Regions from separate parts of the Homo sapiens genome. Here all the other regions are linked to region 1. Evidence: chromatin contacts called from ENCODE Hi-C or POLR2A ChIA-PET data. All regions are on one chromosome and are shown on one strand. Each heading gives the region's core, a stretch centred on a gene start or an enhancer-like site at or near the end of the contact. The rest is flanking DNA. Distances are from core to core; before and after follow the strand shown. Region 1 holds the start of APOL6 (apolipoprotein L6). Region 2 holds the start of MYH9 (myosin heavy chain 9). Region 3 holds the start of EIF3D (eukaryotic translation initiation factor 3 subunit D). Region 4 overlaps MYH9 (myosin heavy chain 9).

Evidence for each region. Hi-C counts contacts between places; a loop is a spot of excess contacts on that map. ChIA-PET counts read pairs that join two places held with the same protein, here RNA polymerase II (POLR2A). Pooled maps may share reads with other maps.
Region 2: a loop to region 1 is called in a pooled map, with 7 times the contacts of the local background. The contact joins the promoter of MYH9 here to the promoter of APOL6 in region 1. A Hi-C loop is called at or near these places in 5 of 50 pooled maps. POLR2A ChIA-PET finds 5 or more read pairs at or near these places in 4 of 52 experiments (A673, CD4-positive, alpha-beta T cell, activated CD4-positive, alpha-beta T cell and 1 more).
Region 3: a map of CD8-positive, alpha-beta T cell shows a loop between it and region 1 (22-fold over the local background). The contact joins the promoter of EIF3D here to the promoter of APOL6 in region 1. A Hi-C loop is called at or near these places in 2 of 168 maps with a recorded cell type or tissue (CD8-positive, alpha-beta T cell and naive thymus-derived CD4-positive, alpha-beta T cell) and 9 of 50 pooled maps. POLR2A ChIA-PET finds 5 or more read pairs at or near these places in 2 of 52 experiments (CD4-positive, alpha-beta T cell and activated T-cell).
Region 4: a pooled map shows a loop between it and region 1 (2.3-fold over the local background). The contact joins the enhancer-like site here to the promoter of APOL6 in region 1. A Hi-C loop is called at or near these places in 1 of 168 maps with a recorded cell type or tissue (posterior cingulate gyrus) and 1 of 50 pooled maps. POLR2A ChIA-PET finds 5 or more read pairs at or near these places in 1 of 52 experiments (A673).

What each region holds. Positions count from the first base shown.
Region 1 is chr22:35,647,107-35,651,835 of GRCh38, reverse strand. APOL6 (apolipoprotein L6) reads right to left here and starts at 3,390. Exons shown (of 3, transcript NM_030641.4): 1 at 3,213-3,390. RefSeq lists an enhancer at 3,386-3,685.
Region 2 is chr22:36,384,766-36,389,927 of GRCh38, reverse strand. MYH9 (myosin heavy chain 9) reads left to right here and starts at 1,961. Exons shown (of 41, transcript NM_002473.6): 1 at 1,961-2,121. MYH9-DT (MYH9 divergent transcript) reads right to left here and starts at 1,334. Exons shown (of 3, transcript NR_183573.1): 1 at 1,193-1,334. RefSeq lists enhancers at 1,650-1,944, 3,568-3,617, 3,375-4,088, 4,128-4,317, 4,089-4,802 and silencers at 1,738-2,317, 2,348-2,427, 2,708-2,937.
Region 3 is chr22:36,527,242-36,532,020 of GRCh38, reverse strand. It overlaps EIF3D (eukaryotic translation initiation factor 3 subunit D), which reads left to right and starts at 2,855. Exons shown (of 15, transcript NM_003753.4): 1 at 2,855-2,945. RefSeq lists enhancers at 2,585-2,984, 3,295-3,344.
Region 4 is chr22:36,367,922-36,372,607 of GRCh38, reverse strand. All of the region lies in intron 1 of MYH9 (myosin heavy chain 9), which reads left to right. Among named protein-coding and RNA genes, the nearest start is that of MYH9, 18 kb to the left of the region's middle. RefSeq lists an enhancer at 3,248-3,337 and a silencer at 3,650-3,944. Within about 2 kb of position 1,972, at least 35 of the 41 ENCODE cell types and tissues checked have a DNase peak (open chromatin) inside an H3K27ac peak, as active enhancers do; they include A673, where a contact is called at or near this core.

The DNA of each region.
Region 1 (4,729 bases), core at 2,141-4,640:
CAATAGCAAAGACTTGGAACCAAGCCAAATGTCCAACAATGCTAGACTGGATTAAGAAAATGTGGCACATATACACCATGGAATACTATGCAGCCATAAAAAAGGATGAGTTCGTGTCCTTTGTAGGGACATGGATGAAGCTGGAAACCATCATTCTCAGCAAACTATCGCAAGGACAAAAAACCAAACACCGCATGTTCTCACTCCTAGGTGGGAATTGAACAATGAGAACACATGGACACAGGAAGGGGAACGTCACACACCGGGGCCTGTTGTGGGGTGGGGGGAGTGGGGAGGGATAGCATTAGGAGTTATACCTAATGTTAAATGATGAGTTAATGGGTGCAGCACACCAACATGGCACATGTATACATTTCTCCGGGTGAAATTATCCTGGATTCAGGGTGGCCCTGAAATCCATCACTGATGTCATTATAAGAAGAGGAGGTGACAGAGAGAGACACAGCAAAGAAGGCTGCACGCAGACAGAGGCAGAAATTAGAGTCGTGCTGTCAGAAGCCACCGAGGCTGCAAAAGGCACAGATGGTCTCCCTGGAGCCTGCAGCAGAAGTGCGCCCTACTGGCACTGGGATTTTTGACTTCCAGCCTCCAGAACTGTGAGACACTAAATGTCTGTTGTTTGAAGCCACCTGGTTTGTGGTGCTTTCTGACAGCAGCCCTAGGGAAGCCAATACATTCCTTTGCATCTCTTCTCTACATTTGGTACTTGGTCCAGCGCTTACGGCAGAAATGCTGTTTCCTAGATATAGCTTCTCCCTCAGCTCATCCTCCCTTCTCTCATCCTCTTCCCTTCCACTTCTAAAAAGTTAGAAAAAAACATCCTCCCTCACACACTCTGAAGGGACACAAATTCTTTATTTTTAAAAAAATTTTTTTTTTTTTTTGAGACTGAATTTTGCTCTTGTTGCCCGGGCTGGAGTACAATGGCATGATCTTGGCTCACTGCAACCTCCACCTCCCAGATTCAAGCGATTCTCCTGCTTCAGCCTACCAAGTAGCTGGGATTACAGGCACGTACTAACACACCCGGCTAATTTTTGTATTTTTAGTAGAGATGGGGTTTCACAAGGTTGGCCAGGCTGGTCTTGAACTCCTGACCTCAGGTGATCCACCCACCTCGGGCTCCCAAAGTGCTGGGATTACAGGCATGAGCCACCATGCCCAGCCCAGGACACAAATTTTTATAGCCATTCATTTATAGCCATTCATTCATTCATTCACTTATAGCCATGAATACAAGTTTAAGGTTGAAAATTTAGAAATAAATTATAAAATCCACCTTACGCTCACCATATGGAAATGCATGCTGTTCATGTAGTTTGTGTGAATTCTTGTCACCTAACATTGTATCTTAGTAGTTCCCCAGGCGATACATAGAAGCCATGTCGCATTTCATTTTACGAATGTATCATTACACATTCAATAACTCTCTCACTGTTGAACCTTTGGGTTGTTTTCAGTTATTTTAAAATTTTGTATTTATAATTTTTGGTTAAAATCCTTATATAGACGTCTGTCTACATGTTTGGTTATTTCTTTGGGGTAGTCTATGAAAAAGAATGAATGCTTCAAAGATAAAAACCTTCTCCCCTCTTTGGTATGTGAAGCTAGGTTTGGTTTAGGGGGCTTGGCACCTTTAAGAGTTTACTTTCACCAGACATACATCTACCTGCTTTACACAGTGACCCAGTGAGATCGGTGCTAAGATGATGCCCATTTTACAGAGGTGCAAACTGAGACATAGGGAGGCCAGTGTCACACAGTAAGCAGGAAAGCCTGTGCAATTCCAGCCACGCAGAGTCTGGAGTAGTTGGTCCCAAACAGGGCGTGTTTGCTCCTCAGGGACACTGCTAATATCTGGAAACATTTTTGATGGTCTCAGCTGGAGAGGGTACTGCTGTTGGTATGTAGAGGGCAGAGGCCAGGGATGCTGCCAAGCACCCTACGATGCAGAGGACAGCCCCCACAACCAGGGATCACCTGGTTGAACATGACAAGGTTGCTGGGGGTAAGAGACTCTGGTCTGGAACCCCATTTTTTACCAGCGTCCGCCAATACCTCTCTCATTTTTTTACATTAGTCCTATGGGATGCAGGGCAAAGGTAACAGCAGGAAACTCATCTAAGCAGGTCCCATTCCATCCCCTCTGACCTGCTCTTGGTGGTTGCGAGAGGATTTGCTTGTGAGAGGTTTATTGGAAGAGGATTTGAGAACTTACTTTCATTTGAAAGCTTACAGGATATTTATGACAGTCTTTCCTTACCTGCCTTCCCCCACAAAACCAACTTCTGCAGATACACAATCTAAGTAAGAAAAATCTGCTTACTTTGAAAACACAGCTTCAAGATAACCTCCCTAGATTTTTTTTTTTTTTTTTGAGACCGGGTCTCACTCTGTTGCCCAGGCTGGAGTGCAGTGGTGCGATCACTGCTCACTGCATTCTTGACTTCCTGGGTTCAAGTGATCCTTCCACCTCAGCACCCTCCCAAGTAGCTGGGACTACAGGTGTGCACCATCACGCCCAGCTATTTTTTGATTTTTTGTAGAGACGGGGTCTCACTATGTTGCCCATGCTGGTCTCAAACTCTTGGGCTCAAGCAATCCGCTTGCCTTAGCCTCCCAAAATGCTGGGATTACAGGCATGAGCCACTGCGCCTGGCCTAGTCGCCCTAATATTTATCACAAACTCCCTCACCCTCTTCCCCAAACAACTTCACATAAATCTACAATCTAGAAAACTCTGTAGGTTGGCTTTGCAGTTTCTAGACAACTCACCCAGCACCTTTTTTCTTGTGAGATGACACCCCTAAACCACTCCTCTACTGAATTTCTAGGGAAACGCCTGTGGCTGATGTAATCATCTGCTTTCTAAGGGCCAGGTCCCCTCTGCCTAAGCCCTCGGATCCCCAGCAGTGGAGGGACAAATGCAACTTGGCTAGTCACATCGCATGCTTTAGCATGTTTCAATTTAACCCTGAAATGGCTGTAAGGGAGGGAAACCTACCAGGATTAACACAGGAGAAGTTAATCCTCAGACTCTCCTCAAGCTCTGGCTGGCATTTGAACCCCGCTGCTTTCACAGCAGCTCTTTTCCCTGAGTCAGGTGCCTAAAGCCAACCCCTTGGGGGCTCTGTCCTTCAGGGACCAGAGCGGCAGCCCCCTCCTCCCCCGACTTCTGCCCGCCGTCTCACCTTCTCTCCACGGAGCTCTCCTTTGTGGCCTTGGGTCCCGAGGGAGAGGAAGATCCTGAACCTCTGTCCTTGCCTCTCCGAGGTCCCCTGGTCTGGCAGGGGGCTGTGAGTGTCTGGGCTGGAGAAAGACGGATAGGAAGAGTAGGGTGGCCTTTGAACAGGAATTGATTGCAAAACTGGTTTCGGTTAAGTGCTGCAGGAGAGAAAAAGCAAAGCTCTAGGGCTCTTCCAGGAAATCATGGGCTCCAGCTGTCACTTTCAGTTTCCTTTTTGCCAGTTTCTCTAATTGGATGAACAAGGAGGTGAAAGAGCAGAATCCAAGTCAGGAGGCCTGAGTCTCTCGTCTCTGTCCTGGCTGTGTTATAGGATGGACCTATATGGGGTATGAAAATAGCTCCTGTGGCTTAGAGCTATGGTGAGGAGCCCATGAGCAAGCGATGGGGCGCCTGTTGAATAGTGGATTCACAGTAGCTGTCATCACTGATTGTTCTGAAACTGCTTTCCTCCACAGCATCTTACGTGACGCTGATGTGGGTAACAACCCTATGAGGTGCACAGCATTAAAGGGCTAATAACTCTGAATGCAGAATCCTCTGAAAATGGAAACTTTATTTTATTATTATTATTATTATTGTTTTTTGAGATGAAGTCTCGCTCTGTTGCCCAGGCTGGAGTGCAATGGCACGATCTCGGCTCACTGCAACCTCCGCCTCCTACGTTCAAGCTATTCCCCTGTCTCAGCCTCCCTAGTAGCTGAGATTACAGGCACCTGCCACCACGCCCGGCTGATTTTTGTATTTTTAGTAGAGATGGGGTTTTGCCATGTTGGCCAGGCTGGTCTCAAACTGCTGACCTCAAATGATCCATCCATCTAGGCCTCCCAAAGTGCTGGGATTACAGGCGTGAGCCACCGCACCTGGCCTCAGAATGAAAACTTAAAAAAAAATGATAATTTATTCATTTAGTGGCAAAACCTGACCTGATCTGGCATGAATTCACCTGTGGTTTTTATGTCTCCTGCTTAATTTGAATATTTACAGTCACTGCAGAAATATTAATATGTTTGACTGAGGAGGGCTGCTGCGGGTGCGTGGGTTACATAGTACACGATACCTGCACCCCATTACCTTTCTAAAAATCCCCCAAATCAGGAACTCTGACATGCATCTGGCCTCAAGGATTGGAGATATAGGATTGTGATACTCTGTCTCCCACTTTAAGGAAGAGGAAACCCAGGCTTCTAGAAGTTGTGGGTTGTTTGTGATTACACAGCTAAGAACCAGTCCTAGGCTCTGTGTCTACAAGAATGAGCCCACAGTGAGGTTACGGGCTGAGATCTGTGTCTCTCTAGCATTTGTGTCAAATTGTGATCAGAAGCCATGTGGTTTGTTTGTATTTATATGCCCAGAAGTCCCCAGTCACCACCCCTAGCTGAGACCACATTGGAGGCTGTTGCTTTGCAGAAGGTGCGGCCCACCTAGCCAGTCCTGGCTTTGCTGTGATAGAGGCCACCTCCT
Region 2 (5,162 bases), core at 712-3,211, 740 kb before region 1:
CGGGATGGTCTCGATCTCCTGACCTCGTGATCCGCCCGCCTCGGCCTCCCAAAGTGCTGGGATTACAGGCGTGAGCCACCGCGCCCGGCTGCAAAGAACTTTAAAGTTCATATCTGTGTACTTTTCTAATGTCTTTTAAGATGAATTCTCAGATAGAATTGATCAATTTACTTTCTCATCTGTATCTATAAACCTGACCAATATTGAGCATTTTTTTTTTAATTAGGTGAAAATGGCATTTTATGTTGTTTTGTTTGCATTTCTTATGGCTTTTTAAAAATAATTATTGGCCATTTATAATTCTTCTTTAAAATCACCTGTTCCTGTTTTTGGCCATTTTTATTTTGGAGTCTTTGAGGTTTTTCTTTTTCTTTTTCTTTGTTTTTTTTTTTTTTGAGGCGGAGTTATGCTCTTGTTGCCCAGGCTAGAGTGCAGTGGTACGATCTCTGCTCACTGCAACCTCCGCCTCCCGGGTTCAAGCGATTCTCCTGCCTCAGCCTCCTGAGTAACTGGGATTACAAGCATGGGCCACCATGCCCGGCTAATTATTTTGTATTTTTAGTAGAGACGGGGTTTCTCCACGTTGGTCAGGCTGCCCTTGAACTCCCAACCTCAGGTGATCCGCCCGCCTCGGCCTCCCAAAATGTTGGGATTACAGGCATGAGCCACGCGCCCGGCCGAGGTTTTTCTTATCAACTGGGAAGAGATCTTTATATATTGCTGATAGTAATTTGTCACAGAGTTGCAAAATCTTTTTTTCCCAGCTTTCTTTTGCCTTTAGAACATAGCTTTTTTCTGAAGTTAATTTGGAAGAATAGTCATGATAGCAAGCACATTCCAGTAAGAAAGAGTAATGATGAGAAATTTGCCCTCATAGATATAGAATGTATTATAAAGGTATCTTCATTAAAGCATGGTGGGATTGGCACAGGTGCACACAGAGAGATCAATGTATACAAGTCAGAAACAGCTTCAAGTATAATAGTTCTATAGGCGATGAAGGTGCCAACTAAAATCAGTGGAGAAAACAGTGTTTGGACAAGTGGCTATTACAAAAATTATCTTAGGTTTCTTCCTTACCCCAAAAATAAATTCCAAATGGATCAAAAGATTTTTCATTTAAAAATGAAAACATTTTTTATCCTCTTGTAGTGGACAGTAACAAAAAAAAAGTGCAATTTGTAACAAGTACCTGAAAGGATGTATGCGAGTTAATGACATGGAGGTGAAGAGAGGCTCGGAAGGGTATTCCAGGTGGAGAGAACGGCCAGAGCGAAGGTTTGGAGGCTGAAAGGCAGCAACGTGCGGATCCTAAAGAGGCAGGGTCAGGAATCGAACTCAAGACGCTCACAATGGAATCCAGGGCTGAGTCCATGCCCGCCCCCACAGGGATCATAATTATGTAAAATAGCATTTTTCCCATATATGGTACTTAATATCTGTCCTTGTGGTGGGATGACATGAGACTGAGAGCACAGCTCGCGGGGCGGGGTGTCAGAGTTCCAGACCTTCCCAGTCGGCTCCCGCAGGGCCTCGCCCCGGCCCAGGCAAGGCACCAAAACCCCGGCCCGGAGCTCTCCGCGCCCCGAGTCGCCGCCTCCTGATTGGATTCCCCCTGTGTCAATCCTTGTCCTAGAACCTGGCTGTCCGTTGGACCCGCCCTAGAGGGCGGGGCTCCCGCCTAGGAAGCGCGGGGGAAGGTGGAGCGGGTGGAGGTGGGGCGGAAAGAGGATGTTGAATCCCCACCCATCTGGCCGCAGAGGCTCCGCCCACCCCCTTTCCACAGGCCAATACGTCTGCCCATCAAGGCCAGGCGCGGCCTGCAGTGGGTGTAGCAGGAAGGGGGCGGGATTGTGCCCCAGGCTCCGCCCCGGAGCCGGCTCCCGGCTGGGAATGGTCCCGCGGCTCCGAGGGCGGGGCGGGAAGGCGGCGAGGAGCCGAGCTGGGTGCGGTGAGGCGCGCAGATCACCGCGGTTCCTGGGCAGGGCACGGAAGGCTAAGCAAGGCTGACCTGCTGCAGCTCCCGCCTCGTGCGCTCGCCCCACCCGGCCGCCGCCCGAGCGCTCGAGAAAGTCCTCTCGGGAGAAGCAGCGCCTGTTCCCGGGGCAGATCCAGGTTCAGGTGAGCGAGCCCCACCGCGGTCCCGCCCCGGGCAGGCGGCGGCGGGCGGGCGGGGGCGAGACGCGCTGCCGCCAGGCCGACTGGTGGTTCTTGGGCTCAGTGCGGCCCGCCACCCGCGCGGGCGGGGGCGAACGCCGGCGGCTCAGGGCCCGGCACCGCATCCTTCCCAGGGGGACCGGGACCCCCACGCGGGCGCTCGGGGAGGGCGCCGGCAGCAGCGAGGCCTAGGGGTGCAGGGGCGGCCTCGGGACCCGGCGCTCCCCGGCGCCCCCCGTGTCCCCCGGCGCGGTCTCAGGACTGGGCACTGGAGCCGACCTCCCCCAGCCGCTGGGGCACGCGCCCCGCCCTCGCCTCGCCCAGGCCCGACTCGGGCAAACTTTTTAACCCCTTCCGGGAGCCGCGGCCCCTGGGACGCAGCCTCACGGGTTGGGAGCCCGGGGCAGCCGCTCCCGTGGAAGTTTCTGGCGTCTGAGGCACGGAGGTAACGGGCAGCGGGCACCGTTTGGCAGCTGTCAGGGCGTCCTCCTGAGTCAGAGTCGGACCGTCCCGCTGCAGACCTTGCACCCGGCCCGGTTTCCGCCTCCGCGGCCGACTTCCTCATTCGCCCGCTGCCGTCGGACTGGTCGGGGAGGGCCCGGGGGAGGTGCGGCGGCTGCCCGGACAAGGGGGACCCGGCGGGGACCCGGGCGCGAGACAGGAAGGGCCACCCCCAGTCCCTGCTCCAGCCCTCGACCTCCGACTTCTGATCCTCGGGGGAGGGAGGCCCGGAATGCAGCAGCCGTCGGGGCCGCCCAGGCGTGCACCTGATTCCACCGCACCCAGGGGCCATCCCGTCTGGGCGGGGTGCGGGGGCAGCTAGCTCTGCCGTTACGAGCAGGCCTGGGCGATTGCATCTTTCCTGTTTGAGCCAAATCGGAGTTTTCTATTCTCCACTCCACGCACCCGCTTCCCTGTGCTGGGGTCCTCACCCCATCCTGTTCTGGGGCCACGCACAGGAGACAGGACTGCGGCACCCTCATTCTCCAGGGAAGCCCCGCTGTTTCAAACTGAGACTCAGCACCCCCAGCACTAGCTTGCCGGCTGTCCTGTGGTGGGGGGCAGGGTGAGCGCACGGCCCCACCCAGCCGGTGTGGAGAGAAGACTCCTTGGGAAGTCCCAGGTCGTAGAGGCAGGCGGCTGTCTCCACCGGGCAGTTGAGAGGCCCAGCCACTTCTCGGTTCACTGCGCCCTTTTCTGGGTTTAACAGGATTTCAAAGTGACTGATGAGTAACCGTGGAAAGGGAAGAGAGCCTTAGCTCCTTCTCCGTGCAGCGCAGCACTGTGGCCATTCTAACTACACTGTCTGGGCCAGTGTTTGGCTCACCTGATGGCTTAGGAGTCCCTTTTTGGTAAGGAGGGAGGCCTTTTGAGACAATCACTCAATTAATAATAGTCAGTTTATATACAAGGCTGCTATGTGTGGGGGAAGGGGACACAGATGTGTAATTGAGCAAATATTTAACTGCCCTCTCTGTGCCAGGGACTCTGCCAGGTGGTGGGGGGGTGGGAGGTTGAGTAAGACCTGGCCCGTGCCCATGGGCACTTAGGGGAGAACTGAGACAAATCTGTAGATGAGTCTAACGTGAGGTAGAGATGACAGGGACCCCGGAAAGGTACTGTGAGTCATGGGGATTGGGAGAAGGGAGCCAGACTGCCCTGTGAAATCCCCGGGGCCCTGCCTCTGCCCTTGGGGAGTTTACAGTCCTCAAGGGGAAAGTGGCAGAACCAGTGAAATACAAAGGCAGCCTGTGATGTGTGTCCCAAGTATGCCATAGACAAAGGACTCAGGAATTTCAAGGCTGAGAGGGGCCACTTCTCTTGGGCAAGGAGGAGGCTGCTACAAGGGAGAAGCACATTGCAGGTTTGGCAAACTGAGGCAAGCATGCGGTGTTGGAAAGTGAGGAGCCACTTAGTGGATAATTGGGGGGTAATTAAAAACATGGAGAGATTGCTCAGTGTAATTTGAGAGCCACTGCGCTCTGGATGACTGTGGGGTGACACCAAAGAACTTCAGTCTCCACACTCAGCAAACCCTGGCAGCGCAGGTGGGCAGAGCCAGGTGTCTGGAGAGCCGGCATTGGCAGGCTCTGGGGAGCTCCCCAGCCCCGGAGAGAAGGGCAGCATTCGGTGAGGCTGTTCATCTGAAAGGTTCAGGAGGGTAGAGGAGAGGGAGGGCCCTGGCTTTCTTGCTTTTATTTTTAAACTTTTTAACCTAAGGGGTTGGAGATGGGACAACTTCTCTCTCGTAGGATGAAGGACGCATGTTAATCACAGCCTGCCTTTTGCCCGCTCTTGCTCCAGAAAAAACAAAACAAGGATCTGTTAGCTCTTTAAAAGAAGAAAAACACACTAAAAAAATGCAGCATTGTTGTGTAGCCTGGTAGGGTATTGCTAGAAACCAGGCTGGCTGTTCTTCCTTTACTTCCTCTTCTAGCTAATTCTTCAATAAAGTACTTAAGACAGCCCTTACCAGCTTGACATCTTTATTTCAAAAGGAGAGGAGGGGTTGGCTGTTGTTTTCCTCTGAGCCTGGCCCTACCCTTCTCTTGGAGGGGGAGAAAGAGAAACCCAAAGCAAAGGAAAAAGAGAGAGAGAGAAAAAAAAAAACCCGTGCCTTGACAGCTTCCTCCCAAGCATCATGTTCCAAAAATATTTAGAATAACAAAATCTGTGTGTCGTCGTAATTAAACAAACGTCCTAATTTACTGAGCATAAAACAGCATCTCTGCCTGCTGGGGCAGGAAGTGCATTTCCCTTTGTGCAGCCCCAGAGAGTCACTGCCTCTCAGCCTTAACCCTTGGTGTGCTGAGACCCTGGGCTGGAGTCCTCTGCTGACAAAAGAATGGAGCCCTGGCAGTGCTGCTGCTGTGGCTTACTGAATCCCACTCTTAGAGCTGGGAAGAGTGGGGTAGTGGAAAGAACGTGAGCTTTGGAAACAGGCCGAGTTCAAATCCTGACCATGCTACTTAATAGCTTTGTGACCTTAGGCAAGTCACATAGCC
Region 3 (4,779 bases), core at 1,606-4,105, 880 kb before region 1:
TCAAGATGCATTGTGCAAGTAGAATAAAGAGAACATAGTGAAGAACTAAATGTGGGAGGGAAGGAAAAACGAACTACCAGTGATGACTACAAGGCTTTCCACTGGGCACAATTCACCAGACACCATTAACAAAAATTAGGAAAAAAAAAAAATGAGCAGTTGGGAGAGAGCTTATGGAAATAGGTGCTGCTATTAGCATTCTCATTTTTCAGATGAATAAGCAGGTTTAGAGAGGTTGAATAGGCCAGGTGCGGTGGCTCACGCCTGTAATCCCAGCACTTTGAGAGGCTGAGGCGGGTGGATCACAAGGTCAGGAGTTCGAGACCAGCCTGACCAACATGGTGAAACCCCGTCTCTACTAACAGTACAAAAAATTAGCCGGATATGGTGGTGGGCACCTGTAATCCCAGCTACTCGGGAGGCTGGGGCAGATAATTGCTTGAACCTGGGAGGCAGAGGTTGCAGCGAGCCGAGATCTCGCCACTGCACTCCAGCCTGGGCAACAGAGCGAGACTCTGTCTCAAAAAAAAAAAAAAAAAAAAAAAGAGGTTGAATAACCTGTCCAAGTTCACCCAAATGATAAGTGGAATTACTAAGTCCTTTCACACACATTTATTTTCACCCCCACAGCGCCCTCTAATTATCATCTTCAATTTACAAATAAGGAAACAAGGCAAGGAATGTGAAGGCCACACATAGCTATCAAGTGGCAGAGCTGGCTGGGCACAGTGGCTTATGCCTGTAATCCCAACACTTTGGGAGGCCGAGGCGGGGGGATCACAAGGTCAAGGGATTGAGACCATCCCAGCCAACATGGTGAAACCCTGTCTCTACTAAAAATATAAAAATTAGCTGGGCATGGTGGCGCATGCCTGTATTCCCAGCTACTCAGGAGGCTGAGACAGGAGAATCACTTGAACCCAGGAGGTGGACGTTGCAGTGAGCTGAGATCGCGCCACTGCACTCCCGCCTGGCAACAGAGCGACACTCCGTCTCAAAAAAAAAAAAAGAAAAGAAAAGAAAAAAAAAAGAATGTGGCAGAGCCTAGACTTCAGGTATATTTTCTAATAAAGGAGACATACTAGGCGGCTAAGGAAACCTATGTCAGGTAGAAAGGATCTGAGGTTTGAATAAAGTCATGCCCTCAGATTATCTTTCATTGTTTTAAAATTCCGAAAGAAAGACACCAGGAGGAACTCCATAGCCTGGGAGTTGCTGAGAGGACAGCACTGTTATCTACTGTAGTAAAGCAGTTCCTGAGTCGTCACTTCAGAATCACAGCTAATGCGGAGCTCTTGGGCTCCAGCATAAACATATCCGTATAATCTATCAAAATGAGACCCAGAATCTGAATTTTTAAAAATACTATCCTGGTCAGGTGTGGTGGCTCACGCCCGTAATCCCAGCACTTTGGGAGACCGAGACAGGAGGACTGCTTGAGCCCAGGAGTTTGAGACTAGCCTTGGCAACATGATGAGACTTCGTCTCCACAGAAGTTTTTTTTTTTTTTTTTAATTAGCCAGGCAGCCGGACGCAGTGGCTCACGCCTGTAATCCTAGCACTTTGGGAGGCCGAGGTGGGTAGATCACCTGAGGTCAGGAGTTCGAGACCAGCCTGGTCAGCAAGGTGAAACCCCGTCTCTACTAAAAGGAAAATTAGCCGGGCATGTTGGTACACGCCTGCAATCCCAGCTACTCGGGAGACTGAAGCAGGAGAATCACCTGAACCTGGGATGCGGAGGTTGCAGTGAACTGAGATAGCGCCACTGCACTCCACTCCAGCCTGGAAGACAGAGCAAGACTCCGTCTAAAAAAAAAAATTAGCCAGGCATGGTGGCATGCACCTGTAGCCTCAGCTGCTCCGCACGCTGAGGCGAGAGGACCACTTTAGACCAGGAGTTAAAGACCAGCCCGGGCAACATAGTGAGACGCTGTCTCTACAAAATTTTTAAAAATCATTAGCTGGCCGGGTACGGTGACTCATGCCTGTAACCCTAGCCCCAGTGGGTGGACTGTTGAGCTCAGGAGTTTGAGACCAGCCTGAGCAACATAGCAAAACCCCATCTCTACCAAAAATACAAAAATTAGGCAGGCGTGGTTGTGCGTGCCTGTGTACACCAACGACTCGGGAGGCTGAACTGGGAGGATCGCTTGTACCTGAGAAGTCGAGGGTGCAATAAGCCGTGATCCTGCCACTACATTTCAGCCTGGGCGACAGAGCGAAACCCTGTCTCAAAAAATAAATAAAAATAAATAAAAACACTGTTCCAGAAATCCCTGTCCTACAATTAAGTTTGAGAACTGCGGAAGTATGGTTTGAACTCTGGCGGTTAGAACCCTAAACTAACAGTCTGATCTAGGCAGGTCACTTGGCACTTCTGAGCCTCAGTTTCCACAACTATAAAGGCGGAGGAGTAACAATAAGGACCGCCTAAGACACCGACGGACCTCCCCTGCGCTGAGTTTCACATTAAGCAGGCAGGTAGAACAGGCGGGGAGTCGCGGGTGACGGTGGGATACATGGGGGCTGAGGCGCGCCGCGAAGCATTGTGGGACACAGAAGGGCGCCAGTCGCTCCCCGCCTCGAGCTTCGATTGCGCGGCCGCCAAGTTTCAGTGATGAACGCCCTCTTTGGGCGTCCCCGGATACCGCCTGACGTAGTGCCAATCACACCTCTCGCGTCTCGGCGCCTCGGAGGCTAATGAGGACGCCTGGCGAAACGCAGTAACGGATTTCCGGGTGGACCTTCGCTTTACGGCTCGTGAGTTCTTCCGCCCAACCCAGAGGAAGCGGGAGAGCAGTTTACGACAGCGCCGGTCGTGTTTACGGCGGCGCCCGCTGCGCGCGCATGTTTCCTCTTTTCCTGGTTTCTCAAGAGTGCTGCTGCTAACGCGGTCCCCGGCACGCACCATCTGTTGCCATCCCGGCCGGCCGAGGCCATTGCAGGTGAGCGGCGTGTTTCATAGGTTCCTGCGGCCCTCCGGAGCCGGTTCGGACTAGGTCCAGCCTTCGGGGGGCCTCCCGGAAGAGACCTCTCTTAGTCCCTTCCTGCTGTTGCCGTCCCTCCGCTGGGCGGGGCAGGAATCCACTTTCGGGGGCCCCGCGTCCCGCACGCTACTGAACGCGGGACACGACCTTGTGGGTGAGGTCCTTGGCCCTCGGCCCTGCTCAGTGCCCATGAGCTGGGTGAATTTGATTGTCACTTAACTCACCTGGGTTAAGACGGAGGGGTAACAACAAAGTCTTTCTGAAGTGGCCGAAAACTCCCTGACTTTTTGAGTGAGGTCTTAGGGGTACCAGGCTGAGCGGTGTTTGGCCCCTGTTCTTAGGAATTCACAGTGCATAGGTTATCTTTCCTTTTTTGTGAAACTGGAGGCTAGGATAGAGAAGTAGATTTGATCTCTGATCTTAAATCTACCCCACCCCCTGTTCAGCGATGGACGGCTTATGATCTGTAGTGGCCTGCCAACCACAGAGCCCCTTCTGAGTGCCCTCTTGGAACCTCCCTATCCTGCCCCTGTGACTAGTACAGCTGTTACTTCGTTTTTGCTGAGCGGCTCAGTTTCTCCTCCTGGTTCCGCTCTGCTCTTAAAAAAAAAAACATTTATTAAAGCCAGGGTATCTCATCCCTGGCTTTCCAGGGAGGTGATGCAGGTCGAGCCTCGGGCCTCTTCCCTTCTTGAGCTTCTGACAGAACCCGATTTTTTAAAGTGTGTTTTGAGACTCGTTGTCTTGGTATTATGATGTACGGTCTCAAACCCCTGATCTTTGCGGGCTGCTGCCCAGCTGTAATATAATGGAAAGAAGGCTGGACTGACAGCAGGCAACCCTGGAAATCAAATCTGTTTTGAAATGATGAGGTCAGCTGCTTGAGTAGGCTGAGCTTCAAATTTTTGCCTCTAAAGTAGGGGTGGGGGGGTGGTCAATGGTGTTAAATTATCTGGTATAGGGCCTAACACGTAGGAGCTCAGCAATATTTATTTAATACAAATTGTTCTGAGACCACCACCCTTTTTCTTCTGTCCTCTTCCTATAGTTTCTATTAGAAAGATGAAACTTCTAGGTTCATCCTGTGTTGCTGTCACCCAAATGTCATCTCTGAAGGAAGCCTCAATCTCCCCAGCATGGGGCTTTGAGGAGAGTTTACTAAGTTCAGCATACCTGTTCTTTTGATTGCTCTCCAGCCTCCAAGAAACATTTGATTTTTGTTTTTTTGAGACGGAGTCTTGCTCTGTTGCCCAGGCTGGAGTGTAATGGCAGGATCTTGGCTCACTGCAACCTCCGCCTCCTGAGTAGCTGGTATTACAGGTGCCCGCCACCACGCCCAGCTAATTTTTGTATTTTTAGTAGAGACTGGGTTTCACCATGTTGACCAGGCTGGTCTCGAACTGCTGACCTCGTGATCCGCCCACCTCGGCCTCTCAAAGTGCTGGGATTACAGGCGTGAGCCACCGCGCCCGGCCTCCAAGAAATACTTGTGTAGTGAATTTTCCTCTAGGAACTCGCCTTCTAAGCATTTTCAGAAGGTTACAACGGAAGATAAATGCATAGGTTTTTTTATAGAAGTGTCGGGCAGCCATCTGCTATACAGCGCCGGTTTTTTAATTCCCAAGAGGGCTATAGCATTATGCAGAGTGCAGACTCTGGGGTCAGACTGCTTTGGTTCACGTTTTTCATCCACTAGCATTTCAACTTTGGGCAATTTCTTCATTTCTCTGTGCTTTGGTTTTCTTATCTGGAGAGTGCGGATAACATTGGCTCCTACCTCACAGGATTGTTG
Region 4 (4,686 bases), core at 723-3,222, 720 kb before region 1:
CTCTGTCACAGTCCTTAATACCTCCCATGATTAAATACAAACTCAGCAAAAACACAATCTAAACCTTAACCTAACTTTTTTTTTTTATTACCTGTCATTTTTTTTTTTTTTTTGAGAGACAGGGTCTCACTCTTTCTTTTGCCCAGGCTGGAGTGCAGTGGCACAATCATAGCTTATTGCAGCCTCAACCTCCTGGGCTCAAGTGATCCTCCCACCTCAGCCTCCCAAGTAGCTGTGACTACAGGTGCACACCACCACACCTGGCTGATTTTAAAATGTTTTGGTAGAGATGGGATCTTGCTATGTTACCCAGGCTGGTCTTGAACACCTGGGTTCAAGTGATCCTCCTGCCTTGACCTTCAAAAGTGCTGGGATTACAGATGTGAGCCACTGCACGTGGTCTGAATTTATACTATTTAAAATTATTTAGTAGCTGTTATATTGGAGGAAGGAGAGGTGGATACAAGGAATAGAGAAAGCAACAGGAAGTGGGGTGTGGGGCAGGGAGTGGGTGACTTCAGAAGCAGCTGCTGGGTTTACATTTCATTTTCATTCAATTTATTTGTTCATTAAATACATATCAGTTGCTAGAGACTGTTCTAGGTTCTGGGGACACATCATTGATTAAGGCAACTGAAGTCCCTGCAGTTTACTCTCTAGTGGCGGAAACAAACAATAATCAAACATACTTACTAGGAAAGTCAAGACAGTAAGAGCTGTAGAGAGCCCAAGCAGATGAGGGGGTATGTTGAGAGGTACTAAATTGCTCAGGCAGCTGGGTGTGGTGGCTTACGCCTGTAATCCCAGCACTTTGGGAGGCCGAGGCGGGCGGATCACCTGAGGTCAGGAGTTCGAGACCAGCCAGGCCAACATGGTGAAACCGTCTCTACTAAAAATACAAAAATTAGCCAGGCATGGTGGTGGGCACCTGTAATCCCAGCTACTTGGGAGGCTGAGGCAGGAAGAATCGCATGAACCTGGGAGGCAGAGGTTGCAGTGAGCCGAGATGGCGCCATTGCACTCCAGCCTGGGCAACAAGAGTGAAACCCTTTCTCAAAATAAAAATACGAATAAAAAAAAATTGCTCAGGCTGCTATGATGAAGTACAAGATTGTGTGGTTAAGCAGCAGACATTTATCCCCTCAGTTCTGGAGGCTGGAAATGCAAGATCAAGGTGTGGACAGGCTTGGTTTCCTTTGAGCCCTCTCTCCTTGGCTCATAGATGGCCGTCTGCCAACTGTGTCCTCACATGGTCTTCGCTCTGTGCACGCACACGCCTGGTGTCTCTTCCTCGTCTTATAAGGACACCAGCCATGGGATTAGGGCCTACCCGAAGGACCTCATTTTAACTTAATTACCTCTTCCAAGGCCCTGTCCTCAAATACCAGTCACATTCTGCGGTACTGGGAGTTAGGGCTCCAACATAATGGATATTTTTGGGAGGGACACAATTCAATCTGTAACAGGGAAGAAGGGAGTAGGGGAGTGTGTTTGTGTCAGCAGAGGGTTCTCTGATCCAGGGACATTCTGTGGATGCCTTCAGATCTGGGGGAGGAGCCCTCCAGGACGGTGCTCTACCGGTTGTTTAATTGCTTTGAGCTCCAGTTTCTGTATCTGTAAATTCTGGTTCATAGAACTATCTGTTAGTGTTCTCTGGGTAGCTAAAGTATGAAATGCTCTCAGCAGTGTCTAGTTCATGATGGACTCCCGATAAGTATCAATGCCCCTCCTGCCCTTCTTCCCACCCCCCACTGCCCACCCCTGGTTCACCAGCGCTTTTTCCTTTTGTCCCACTTTGCTCTCTGCTCCGGGCTTCTACTTCTGATCAAAACACTTGAGAACTGGGTGGGGGCTGCCCTGGCTGCTCCCAGCTCCCAGGCTGCCCTGCCTTCTGCCCAGTGCCTGTGAGCCAATTGTTCTTGGAGGTGGCTCCTCCCCTCTGTTAAGTCATAAGCACTTTTGACACCGGTAAGGAGGAACTGTTGTAGAAAGCTGGTGCAGGACTATAACCTAAACTCCCAGGTACTGGCCCGAGTGTTGGATGGCTGCGGTTCGAGCGTGCGTTGCCAAATGCTTCGCTTATGCCACTGTTCCCAGCGGACTGCTTCATGTCTTAGCAATTCTCTGTGCTGGCTTATGTGCTGGTCTTGCTTCCCCTTTTAGAGGCCTTGTCGCCAGGACCCTTGCATGGTGCCTTGCCCATGGTGAGCACTTGATACATGCTTGAGAAACAGGTGAGGATATTCATACTAGAATGTGGGTGGCACAGACCCTGATGTCCTGGGTAGATGGCTTTATTTCTTTGGCTTCTGAGCCTCACCAGCATGATGGGCGTGTGTCTGGTGCTTAGGTAAATAGGCAGGCACTCTGGACTCAGACCATCTGCCCTAATCTTGGTTCTCCCACCTGCAGGCCCTTTGACCTTGAGTGAGTCATACAATCTTTCTTTGTGCCTCAGTTTTCCTTATCTGTGGAATGAGGAAAATAAATGCCACAGAGGGTTTTGATGCTAATAAAGTATAGCTTTATTGTTTATATGTTTTATCTGTCCACAATTTATCTGGCACAGTGCCAGGTGATATATTTTTATCTGTTTAAAAATTTCAGTCTATTTTTTATATCACGTTACAAAGGTTAAAGTCACTTTCAAGTTATTGCAACAAAAGTCTCTCAATCCCATGAAGGTGGCAGTATTAGTGTTCCTATTTTGTAGCTGGGAATGTTGAGAGTCCAAGAAAACCTACGTGACTAGCCCCAGGTAGCAAGTGAATGATCTAAAATCCTCTCCCAGCTCCTCATTTTCAGGCCAGTTATTTTCCATATCTACTTCCATCGCCTCTCCTGCCTTCTCATCCCACTTCAACCACTATGTGGACAATAGTTGTGAAATTGGGTTTTTGTAGACTTCCACACATAGCCTCACAGTGGTGGTTGCTGGGTCGCGTTACCTAGTTGGCTTTATGGCACCAGCTGTAAATTACAGCCCTCCCTGTTCCATCCTAAGAGACCTGTCGGGTAGACAGCAGGTGAAGGCTGGCAGGCTGGTGTGAGGTCTGGTTAGCCTGGTCCTTGTGGGGAACCTGGGTTTTTGCTGTCCTCCCTCTGAAGAATGGATACCGCCCCCTCGTACCTTCCTAGCCCACCAGCATGCTGTTCTCAGCCCGCCTTCTGCCCAGAGCCGGCCTGCCGCCCACTGTTTCCTGCCTTTGCCAGGGCGAGGGGGAGGTGGGTATATAATGCCAAATGCTCATGAAAAACGCCTCATCATGAGATTAATTACTTGCTGCCGAGCACTGTGGAATTCACGAGTCTCCATCAGCACCTCAACGTCTTCCCCTGAACTCTACCTGGGGTTAGTTCTGTGGACTCTCTGGCTAGAACTTTAAACCTATGTTAGACAGAAAGAAATAGATAGTGGCCACCAGTACGATGCTGAAGATCAGTCTGGCAAAATCCCTCCTGCCATTGACTAGCTGTGTGTCCTGGAGGCTTGATGTCCTCAAAGTGGGGACGCTAGGCTGAGGGCGCTTTCTGGTTGTGAGGCCTGGGTGTGCTGACCTGTGCAGTATCATACACCTTGGAGGACCAGCGTGGTACAGAGGGGCTGCAGAGGGGTGGGTCTCTTCCCTTTTAATACAGGTCACAGGCTTTAATGACCCTTAGGTTGAAATTAGAGCCCCCCCACCCCCACCCCCTTGCCTTACTTCTGGCTTTTACACAAGAATCTGAAGAATGTGATGCTCTATCGCGGACGGGGCAGGCTTCGCAGGCTCTTCCGGGCTTTGCAGGGCAGCCTTTGTTGTGCTGCAGGACCTGGGGCATTCCGAATTGGTTGTGGTTGGGAGTCAGAGACAACTCCAGGCTTATTAAATTCCTGGCTGTTTAGGGCGATATAGACAGCTGGGAGGGGTAAGGGTGGGGAGATAACACTCCTCCACCTCCCAGCACTGTTATCTTAGAGAAATTGGGTTAAAAGTGAGTCTGCTGGAGGGGATTGGTAGCAGACAGGAGGACAGATACTGGTGCTTTGGCCCTGGGCTACTGGAAAGCTTGCGGGTCCACCTCTGCGCTTCTCCTTCCTGATCACGGAGCAACTGCTGTTGACCAGGTCCTATGTGACGCCTTGCCAGATGCTCTGTGTGCATTCGCTGTCTCATTGCACCCCTAGAGGCAGTGGAGCAGAGTGGTTAGGGATGGAAGACCTGGAGCCCCAAGTGAGACCTGCAGGGTACAGACACCGGCAGCTAGTGCCTGTGTGTCCTTCAGCAAGTAAGCCTTCTGGCCTTGTTTCCCCATCTGCAAAACGGGATACCACTAGAATCTACCTCACAAGAGTGCTGTGTGCTAAAGTGAGATTCCTGGTGAAAAGCACTCAGAATAAAGTGCAAGTGGCCGTTATTTAATTACCAACAGGGTCCTGGGAGGTGGGCCTTTTCATTCCCATTGTACAGATGAAGAAAGGGAGGTTCAGGACATTTAAATAATTTGCCGGATTTCCTGAACCAGTGAGGAGAATCCAGCGCTTACCTCCAGGTTGGCCTGACTTCGGCCATATCCCAGCATCCTCTGGGGTGTCTGTATGCAGGCATGTGTGTGTGTGTGTTTGTATATGTGCATGTCTGTTTGCACAGGTCTCTGTGTGCATGTCTCTGCACCTCTGTGTGCACAGATCTTTGCACGTGTCTG